Regions from separate parts of the Homo sapiens genome. Here regions 1 and 2 are each linked to region 3. A link is a contact called in ENCODE Hi-C or POLR2A ChIA-PET data. All regions are on one chromosome and are shown on one strand. Each heading gives the region's core, a stretch centred on a gene start or an enhancer-like site at or near the end of the contact. The rest is flanking DNA. Distances are from core to core; before and after follow the strand shown.

Region 1 (2,700 bases), core at 112-2,611, 280 kb after region 3:
CCAGAGTCCTGGGTTTTTTTGGGTCCTTATGTAGTGCACTGGCTTTCAGTAGTTTTGTGATGTCAACCTGAGCTTCTGAGATCAGCCTTTCTGCAGTGTCAGTGGATCCAGAGTTCCACTCTCTCCTTGGGAAAAAATAACCCAGCAATATCTCCTACTACTTAGAGGGCCAGGAGTGTGACATGTGTATTTGAAGAATGATACAGTATAAAATCTGAGGCTGCTAGGTTTTAAGGCACCTAGATCAGATACATATTTTATAGATGAAAACACTGGAGACCAGAGAAAAAATTGCTTGATTTATTACTTTGTGCCTGTTTTTGATATTTCATGTATTCCACAAACATTTGTTGAGTAGGTATTCTGTGGAAGGACCTGCCTTCAAGGATCTGTCAGTCTAGTGGAGAGAAGCATGCATAAACAAGTCACAATGCCAATCGGTGAGCCAAGTGGACATCTGAGAGGCCCACACAGCAGAGACAGCATTTGAACCCAATCTGGAAAGATATGCAGTCTTGCCCAAGGTGGAGAAGTGTGTCGCTGTGAGAAGGAGTGGCATGTTCAGAGACCCAGGGGTGGGAAGTGTGAGATCTGATAAAAGGACTCTTGAAAGCTGGCTGAAATGTAGGGTGTGTCTCTGTATGTATGAGTTTATGGGGTGGGGTCAGCAAGCAAAGCCAGAAGATGAGGAGGTGCTGGATCATGAAAGGCTTTATACACCAGATGAAGGAGTCTAGACTGTTCCGTAGAAACTGGGAAAACCTTGAAGGATGTTAAGCAGAGGGATAGCAGAATTATAAATTAGTTTTGAACATATCATTCTGTGCACAGTCTAGAAAATGGACTGGGGTGACCCTGCAGGCAGGAAGACTGGTCTAACCTTGCTGCATGTGCAATATTTGGGGATTTCAAAGTGGTGGTGTGGGTGGAAAAGATTGTCTGGAGTCGAGGAGAGAGGCCCAGGTGGCTGTCAGGATTAGAATCCATGCACGCTGATCTCAGTCATACGGGATACTTCTTAAAAAAACACTCCATCAAAAGTGGCATTCAAGTGTGCTCTAGTGCCTGGTCTGAAAGCCTCCAGAGGAGAGAGAATGCTCAGCATTTGTTCTGGAAGACATCCCTGGGTAGGCAGGGAGTTCCCCACGAGATGAGGTGGAGGGAGTCATGGAGAAGCACTCAGGCCCCTGTTCACTTGCACCGTTTCAGAGCCAGGAACCAGCTAGGGCCAACCCCTTTTTATTTTGGAGTCATCCTTCATCAGATATAGTGTTAACTCACTTCCTTTTTAGCCCCTACCCCGTTCCTACCACCACCACCTCCTTGCTTTAGTCACTGGAGCTGAGTCATCCTTCGAGCCTATTCCTGTCTCCCCGCACTGTGTCAGGGTGAAAGGGTTTGAGCATGAGCCACTGGGCATGGACATTCCCATCTGCTGGACAATCTCTGTGACTTCAGGAAAGAAGAGAGAAAAGGAGCTGATGTAGCCTGGGTACCTCCTGTGTGCCACGCCAATGCCAGACTCATCAACATTTATGTCTTGTCACAATTGTCTTAGGCAGTGGTGTTATCCTCAGATGGGGAACATGAGGCTCAGTGAGGTTCAGTCATTTTCCCAAGGCCACACAGACCTGAAGGATTTCAAAGTTTACACTATTTCCAATATATTACTTTGCCTCTTTACATCATCTCTGGGAAAGGATGGCATTTGATTCAACTCACAGTTTAGTACCTACTATGTGCAACACACTGTGCCAGAGGGGTTAATAGAGGGTTCCTGCTGTCAAGGAGCTCAGCATCTCATGATGGAAACCTTTGATCCTTAGATTTATTCACTCAATATTATTTGAGTACTACCTACAGGCAGAGCCCTCTTGGGGGATATGGAGATAAATAACCCAGGATCTCAGCCCTGGCACACAATAGCACTGAGCACAGGATGCTGTGGGAAAACAGAGGAAAGGATATTTAATAGTCTATGAAGAATTCAAGGAAGACATTGCAGAGCTACTTTTAGACTGACATTGAAGAGTGAGTGTTTTGATAGACAAAGAATCTGGGACAGGAAAACCAGCGCTGTAGAAACTACAAGCACACTGAAGGGAAGTACAAGAAACATCAGGTATAAATAGAGAGTGGGAGTGGCTGGCAGATGATGGGTAGTTGTTGAGCAGTTGAAAGAAGCTTTGAAAGCCCCACTCACAAGAGAGGAATTCCTGAAGTCTTGAATAGTTGCTCATTCTTCTGTTGACCCATCAGCTCTTCATTGCATGTTTCCTCTACACTAGGTGCTGGGCAAAGTGTTGAGGTACAGTGGAGGCTAAAAAGTACGAATAGGGCCAGGTGCAATGGCTCACACCTGTAATTTCAGCACTTTGGCAGGCCGAGGCAGGTGGATCACCTGAGGTTGGGAGTTTGAGACCAGCCTGACCAACATGAAGAAATCCTGCCTCTACTAAAAATACAAAAAAAAAAAATTAGCCAGGTGTGGTGGTGCATGCCTGTAATCCCAGCAACTCAGGAGGCTGAGGCAGGAGAATCGCTTGAACCCGGGAGGCGGAGGTTATGGTGAGCCAAGATCACACCATTGTACTCTGGCCTGAACAACAAAAGTAAAACTGTCTCAAAAAAAAAAAAAAAAAAAAATATATATATATATATATATATATGGATAGTCCCCAACATCAAGGTGGTCAAAGA
Region 2 (2,787 bases), core at 110-2,609, 260 kb after region 3:
ACTCCCTGCATCTTTAGCCTCTCCCTGTCTCTCCCTCCAGTCCAGCCACACTTGACTGCTTACTGTTCCTTGGACATGCTAGGAGGAACCACCTCAGGGCCTTGCATTTGCTGTTTCATTTGCTGACTGCCTGCCCCACGCACCACCCTGCAAATTGCCACATGGCTGGCTAGTTCCCGTTCCAGGTCTTGCCTTAAATGTCATGTTTTCAGTGAGGTAGTCCCTGAGCATCCTATGTGAAATTGCATCACCCCTTCAACGCTCCTTACCCTCTTCTTGGTCTGCTTTATTCTCCAAAGCACGTGTAACTCTCTGACATACTCTGAATTTTACTCTTTTATCTTACTCATTGTCTGAGTTCTTCAATTAGAGTGTGACCGCTACAGGGGCGGGGCTTTTTGTCTGTTTTGTTCACTACCAAATGTGTCTATAACAGACCCTGGCGTATAGTAAGCAGTCGGGAAATACCTGATAAATAAATGAATGGAATAAGGGAATGGATAAAATTCTTACTGGTGCTAGACAAGATATAGTTTACATACGATACATCTCTAATAGTGTAAATTAAGTATATTAAATATTCTGTCAATTAATGTAATATTATTAAATATATTTAATAGTAATATTTAAACATTTCTTAAAAGTATATGACTTTGAAAAGAATACTGGACTGAAATTTAAAGAGTTGGGGTCAGTTCCGGAATCTTCAAAACAGATTCAACAGGGAAGAAGCATTTAATTTCCCTGCCTCGGTATCTACACTTGTGAAATGAGTATGATACTCTCTGTGTACCTCACGGGATTATCATGAGAATCAAATAACATATTGAATGTGGAAGTGTAAAAATGCAAAGGTAAATCACACGTATCCTCAAATCTCTGCCATGATAGAACGGTGGTATTAATGGTTAGTTATCATGTAATGAAGGAATTCAGAAAGTGCTCTTACTTATCCTCGTGGTGATAGCGACACACAGTATGACAAGAGCGCCGACTACTCTGTGGGACTTAATTGTCATGAGGTACCGTGCGGTTCTCTGAGAAACTTATCCTATGAAACCTGAGTGTCATTCGGGAGCTTATCAGCAGTGCTTCTTGAGGGGAAAGGAGAGCAGAGCAGCAGAGCCTGGCGATGTCATGGAATATTCCTTCCTTTCTTCCATTCCCCGAGCTCTGTGCTGTTGCATTTCTGGCTGCGTATTATTGACAGAGGAAATGCTGATTCATGGGTCTGAGTTATAGGAAACCTTGTTTCCTGGTGGAGAAACAAGCCCGGTGGTGCTGCCAGCATCCTCCTCTGCCAGTTTCTGCCACATGGCCCTGCTTCTGGGCCTGCACCCAGGCGGGCTGTGAAGCAGTAAGGCCAACTCAAGCGCGACCAATGAGGTCACTTTCCCTGGTGAACTGAACTAAGCTGAGACTCCTCTAGGGCCTCTGGAGGCTCTTCAGCTCTGATCTCACGATACCTTTCCAGCCCATCTCCAGCTGCTCCCTCTGGCTCCCCATGCTGCTGTCATACATGGCTACTCCCAGTTCTTTGTGAACACCTTGTATTTTCCAGTCTCTATGCCCTGGCTCATGGTGTTCCCTGCCTGGAATGGCCCCTGACCAAGTGTCGGCTCATTGAAATCCTACCCATGCTTCAACTCTGCTAAATTGCTTCTCGCTATGTGAAGCCTGCTAGATTTCCTTGTATTTTTTCCTTTCTTCCTTTCTTGCTTTTTTTTTTTGTAGGGGATTTTCAAATATACACATAAATAGACAGAATTATCTGATGAACTTCCATGTACCCTCGCCCAGCTTCAACAATTCTGATTCTTCTTGAACAGCACTTGTTCTTTCCTTCTTTGAGCTTCCTCAGCAGCTCTCATGTTCTGTGCATAACCCATAATTGCTGAATTGAGTGGGAAGAAGGTGACTCTGTGGATTTAGGGCGCTCCTTTTAGCCACCCCCCACAATAAGGAAACTGAGGCCCAGAGAAGTGAAGTGAGTTGCCCGATGTTATAAGACAGGTGGTGGCAAATTGAGATCAGATTCTTTTGAAGGGCCTCACAATCTAATTAGAAAGCATGGATAACATACTTATAACATGTATATGTTAGCAGATCTCAAGTACTACAGGGGCTCAAGTTATTAGTAAGTGTGTGTTGAATGAATAAATTAAACTTCCATTCAATTGATTAATGAGATGACCTCTTAAGCTTGGCACTGAGTAGTCCACTGGTCCTCTCCATTCTATCATCTGACATCAACATGCTGAAGGAGATTCCTGACTTCTGTGGAGAAAAATCCTATACAATTATAATGGCCAGTATGAGTTAGTGAGAAGTTTAAACTGGTAAATATTCAAAAATAAATTTTGTTTTCTTACTACATGGAGTAGAGAGTAGGCATTTTGTATCTGAAGAACCTAAATACTCAGAGTTAATTCTTACTGGAAAGGTAAGAATATAAATTAAGGGAGTCTGAAGTTCTGTGGCTTGAAGCACTTGTACATTTGATGACTTGGGAAAAAGACATAAAAAGTATGGCAAGATAAAGCAAGACATAAAAAGCCAGTCCTGGGATAATGGCAATTTTTCATCTTGATCCAGACCTATCTCAAACCTGGATCTTAGAAGTACGGCAAGGGGTCATTTGGATGTCCAGCCTGAGGTGCCCTGACTTTACTCTGTAGCCATGGGAACACAGATCCGGTCATCAGGCAAGCACCAAAGCTGTTGCCAGTGGGACAGGGTGGTGGATAGAAAATGTGTGTGACTTTTCTTCATAAAAGTGAGTTAAGA
Region 3 (2,789 bases), core at 60-2,559:
TTCCTTTTGCAATGCAAACTCAGCAAAAAAAAAAAAAAAAAAAAAAATCCTTAAAAATAGTTGGAATTCCATCGATTCCTCTCATAAGTGTTCCTAAGGCAGAGGCTATAGTCCCAGAGCCACAGCAATGGTGGCAGGACTACCACTCAGCTGAGTGTAAGAACGAAGTGCTGGCCCTGGGTTGCCAGACACGCAAGCCCGGGTTTAGGGATGGAGGTCTGGGGGGTCCTGGGGCTGACATCCCCCTTGAGAAGAATCATCTAAAGTGAGCATGCTAAAAGGGTTTCATCAAAGCCCATGTCAAGAAACCAGCAAAGGTCAAATCTCTTACTGGACACATCTTCCTGATCTATAGAGGATCTTTCTCAAGCTTGAAAGATATACAAAGAGGCAGAAAGCTGAAAGAATGCTGAGCACAGGTCATCAGGGCTGTAGGGAGCCTTAAAGCAACTCCAGTACAATGGCTTACTAAGTGGGTCCACAGAGGCACAGAGCTCTTCTGGGGAGATAACTCGGCCCTGGCTAGAAGCCTATGAGATCTTCCACCTTTTAACAACAGCACCACCATTTAACTGCACTTTGATTATTTTACATATTGAGATTTGACATCCCATTTTGTGAGGGATTTATAAAGAGTTTCCATGAAGAAGAAACATCTGAAAACACCGACATCCAAAGAACTTACTATTGTAGGTTTCACAGCCAGTTATTACCTGAACTAACAGAGATTCCTCAGAAAAAGTCCTGGGAATGAGGGGCTAGTAAGAAACAACCAAAAGAGGACAAGAAAGCTCCAGAGAGCATGCACAGCAGTGAGCGAGGTCAGCTGAGCCTCTCAAAAGCCTGGAGATCCCTAGAAGGACTTGAGAGGCAAGAAGTCAATGATCATGGGAGCTAGAGGGAACAGAATGTTCCAGGAACTGACCCCTTCACGTCTCTCCACCACACTCCCTCTGGGTTCTCACACCCAGGTACGCTGCTGCTCAGGAAAGATCTTCCTGCTTGGAGGAGGGACTTGGAAGCAGAAAAGCAAAGCAGGAAAGAGGAGAGCACATGCTTTTTCTCTTCTTCTGACTCTTCTGAGGTTACTGGTCAAAATCCTTCATGAGTAACAATGGACTTCACCTTCCCATTCCTCTATCTTTCTATCTGCCAGATAGGCACAAGTAGATCCATACCAGCTCTAGACGGGTTTGGTGAAAGGGCCGGGAGGATTCTGTAATCTGCTCAGTAACGGCAATAGAAAGTGCTAAATAAGTGCGTCAAGAAATATTTCTGGAAGAGCTATGCAACTGGAATGCTTGGAGAGCCACCCGCATGGCAATAACTCGATCTGTCCTCATTTTTTAGAACAGACATAAACCCGGGTTTAAAAAAGGACTCATGGCTCCAAAGCAGCCAAATAAATAAATAAACACAAAGAAATCTCTCAGTGACTTATGGAAGCCATTAATGAGAAAGTTATGTACATAATAAGAACTTGATTTCCTTTCTCTCTCTCTCTCTCTCTCTGTCTTCCCCGTCTCTCCTCTCCTCCCCTCCCCTCCCCTCTCCTCTTCTCTTCTGTCTCTCTCGCGCTCTCTCTCTCTCCTTTCACATCTTCTCCCCAGCCACTTTTGGTAGTGAGCAGTTTGCTGTGTATCCAAGGGAAGCGACAGTCTCCTGCGCTGTGCGGCCAATCCATCTAAAAAACGTATCATCTGTCTGTGCGGCAGAAAGCCCAGTTGGAATAAGCAAGTTCTGTGCGTTCAACTAGAAAACACTTCTTGTTCTCGCTGTCAAAATAATTCTGTATTAAACTTCTGGGATATGTGACTAATGTGCTTGGAACCTTTGGAGTGACTGGTTTATTTATTTTAGGGAGGGGAGTGCTGCTGCTGCTGCTGGTGAGGGTGGTGATATAGAAAGAGGAGGAGGAAGAGAAAGGGAGGGGAAAAAAGGATGGGAAGAACACACACATGGTCTGCTCAGAGATCTCACATCACCTTCTAGAAGCCTGCATTGCCGCACTTTGTTACAGAAGCATGAGAAGGAGCAGAACCAGGCAGCAACAGAGAAGTAAAGACATATAAAGACAGGCAATGCACACTCCCCAGAGTTAAGGTTGCCTAAGAGTTCCTAAAAAGACTCTGAAATGTATAAAGTAAAAGCAAAACACATACACACACACACACACACACACACACACACACACCAGAGTAATCCTATCACAGCCCTTTTACAAAGCCCATGACAGCTCCTTACTGATTACCAAAAAAAAAAGAAGCCTCCAACATTACAGGAAGGCATAGGAAACTTCTCTGATTGGATACAGATATCTCACCTCCAGACTCAGCCTCCCACTCCCAATCTCTCTAGATATTTTCATGTCTCTGCTATTCCCTCTGTCTTAAAGACTCAGCTCTTTCTTTCTTATTTGTTAAAGTCCTAGCCATCTAGCAAAGCCTAAAACAATATCCTTCCCCCAATCCCCACAGCAAAGCCCTCCCCAATGGCACAAACAGAACACCTTGCCTTCTCACAGCGTTCCTAACTCTAGCATTGATCACTCTGTAGCTTGTCTCCAAGTATTGTTAACTGTTGGAAAACTTATTTACCTATACCTGTAACCATCACCCTTCCTCCCTTCCCCAGACACCAGTCTCCTTGTAGCACCCAAAGCATGAGCACACACACAAACATGAGCTCTTTCTTCGCAGACAGGGGTCCTCTTTCACTATCTTAATTTCTTCAAGGCCAGCCACTGTGATGCCTCCATATACAGGCCTTCAGTAAGCACATGGCCATAG

What was found. A loop is a pair of places that touch in the nucleus more often than their neighbours do. ChIA-PET counts read pairs that join two places held with the same protein, here RNA polymerase II (POLR2A). Pooled maps may share reads with other maps.
Region 1: a loop to region 3 is called in a pooled map, with 2.0 times the contacts of the local background. The contact joins two enhancer-like sites. A Hi-C loop is called at or near these places in 3 of 168 maps with a recorded cell type or tissue (CD4-positive, alpha-beta memory T cell, PC-9 and heart left ventricle) and 8 of 50 pooled maps. POLR2A ChIA-PET finds 5 or more read pairs at or near these places in 3 of 52 experiments (AG04450, HEK293T and PC-9).
Region 2: a map of gastrocnemius medialis shows a loop between it and region 3 (2.9-fold over the local background). The contact joins two enhancer-like sites. A Hi-C loop is called at or near these places in 1 of 168 maps with a recorded cell type or tissue (gastrocnemius medialis) and 3 of 50 pooled maps. POLR2A ChIA-PET finds 5 or more read pairs at or near these places in 3 of 52 experiments (BJ, HepG2 and PC-9).

What each region holds. Positions count from the first base shown.
Region 1 is chr3:187,985,297-187,987,996 of GRCh38, reverse strand. No RefSeq gene overlaps it. Among named protein-coding and RNA genes, the nearest start is that of LINC01991, 10 kb to the right of the region's middle. RefSeq lists an enhancer at 1,162-1,456. Within about 2 kb of position 1,361, at least 4 of the 41 ENCODE cell types and tissues checked have a DNase peak (open chromatin) inside an H3K27ac peak, as active enhancers do.
Region 2 is chr3:188,005,448-188,008,234 of GRCh38, reverse strand. All of the region lies in intron 2 of LOC107986166 (a long non-coding RNA gene), which reads left to right. Among named protein-coding and RNA genes, the nearest start is that of LINC01991, 30 kb to the right of the region's middle. Within about 2 kb of position 1,359, at least 13 of the 41 ENCODE cell types and tissues checked have a DNase peak (open chromatin) inside an H3K27ac peak, as active enhancers do; they include gastrocnemius medialis, where a contact is called at or near this core.
Region 3 is chr3:188,265,276-188,268,064 of GRCh38, reverse strand. The region is part of intron 2 of LPP (LIM domain containing preferred translocation partner in lipoma); the gene reads right to left. Among named protein-coding and RNA genes, the nearest start is that of FLJ42393, 88 kb to the right of the region's middle. Within about 2 kb of position 1,309, at least 21 of the 41 ENCODE cell types and tissues checked have a DNase peak (open chromatin) inside an H3K27ac peak, as active enhancers do; they include gastrocnemius medialis, where a contact is called at or near this core.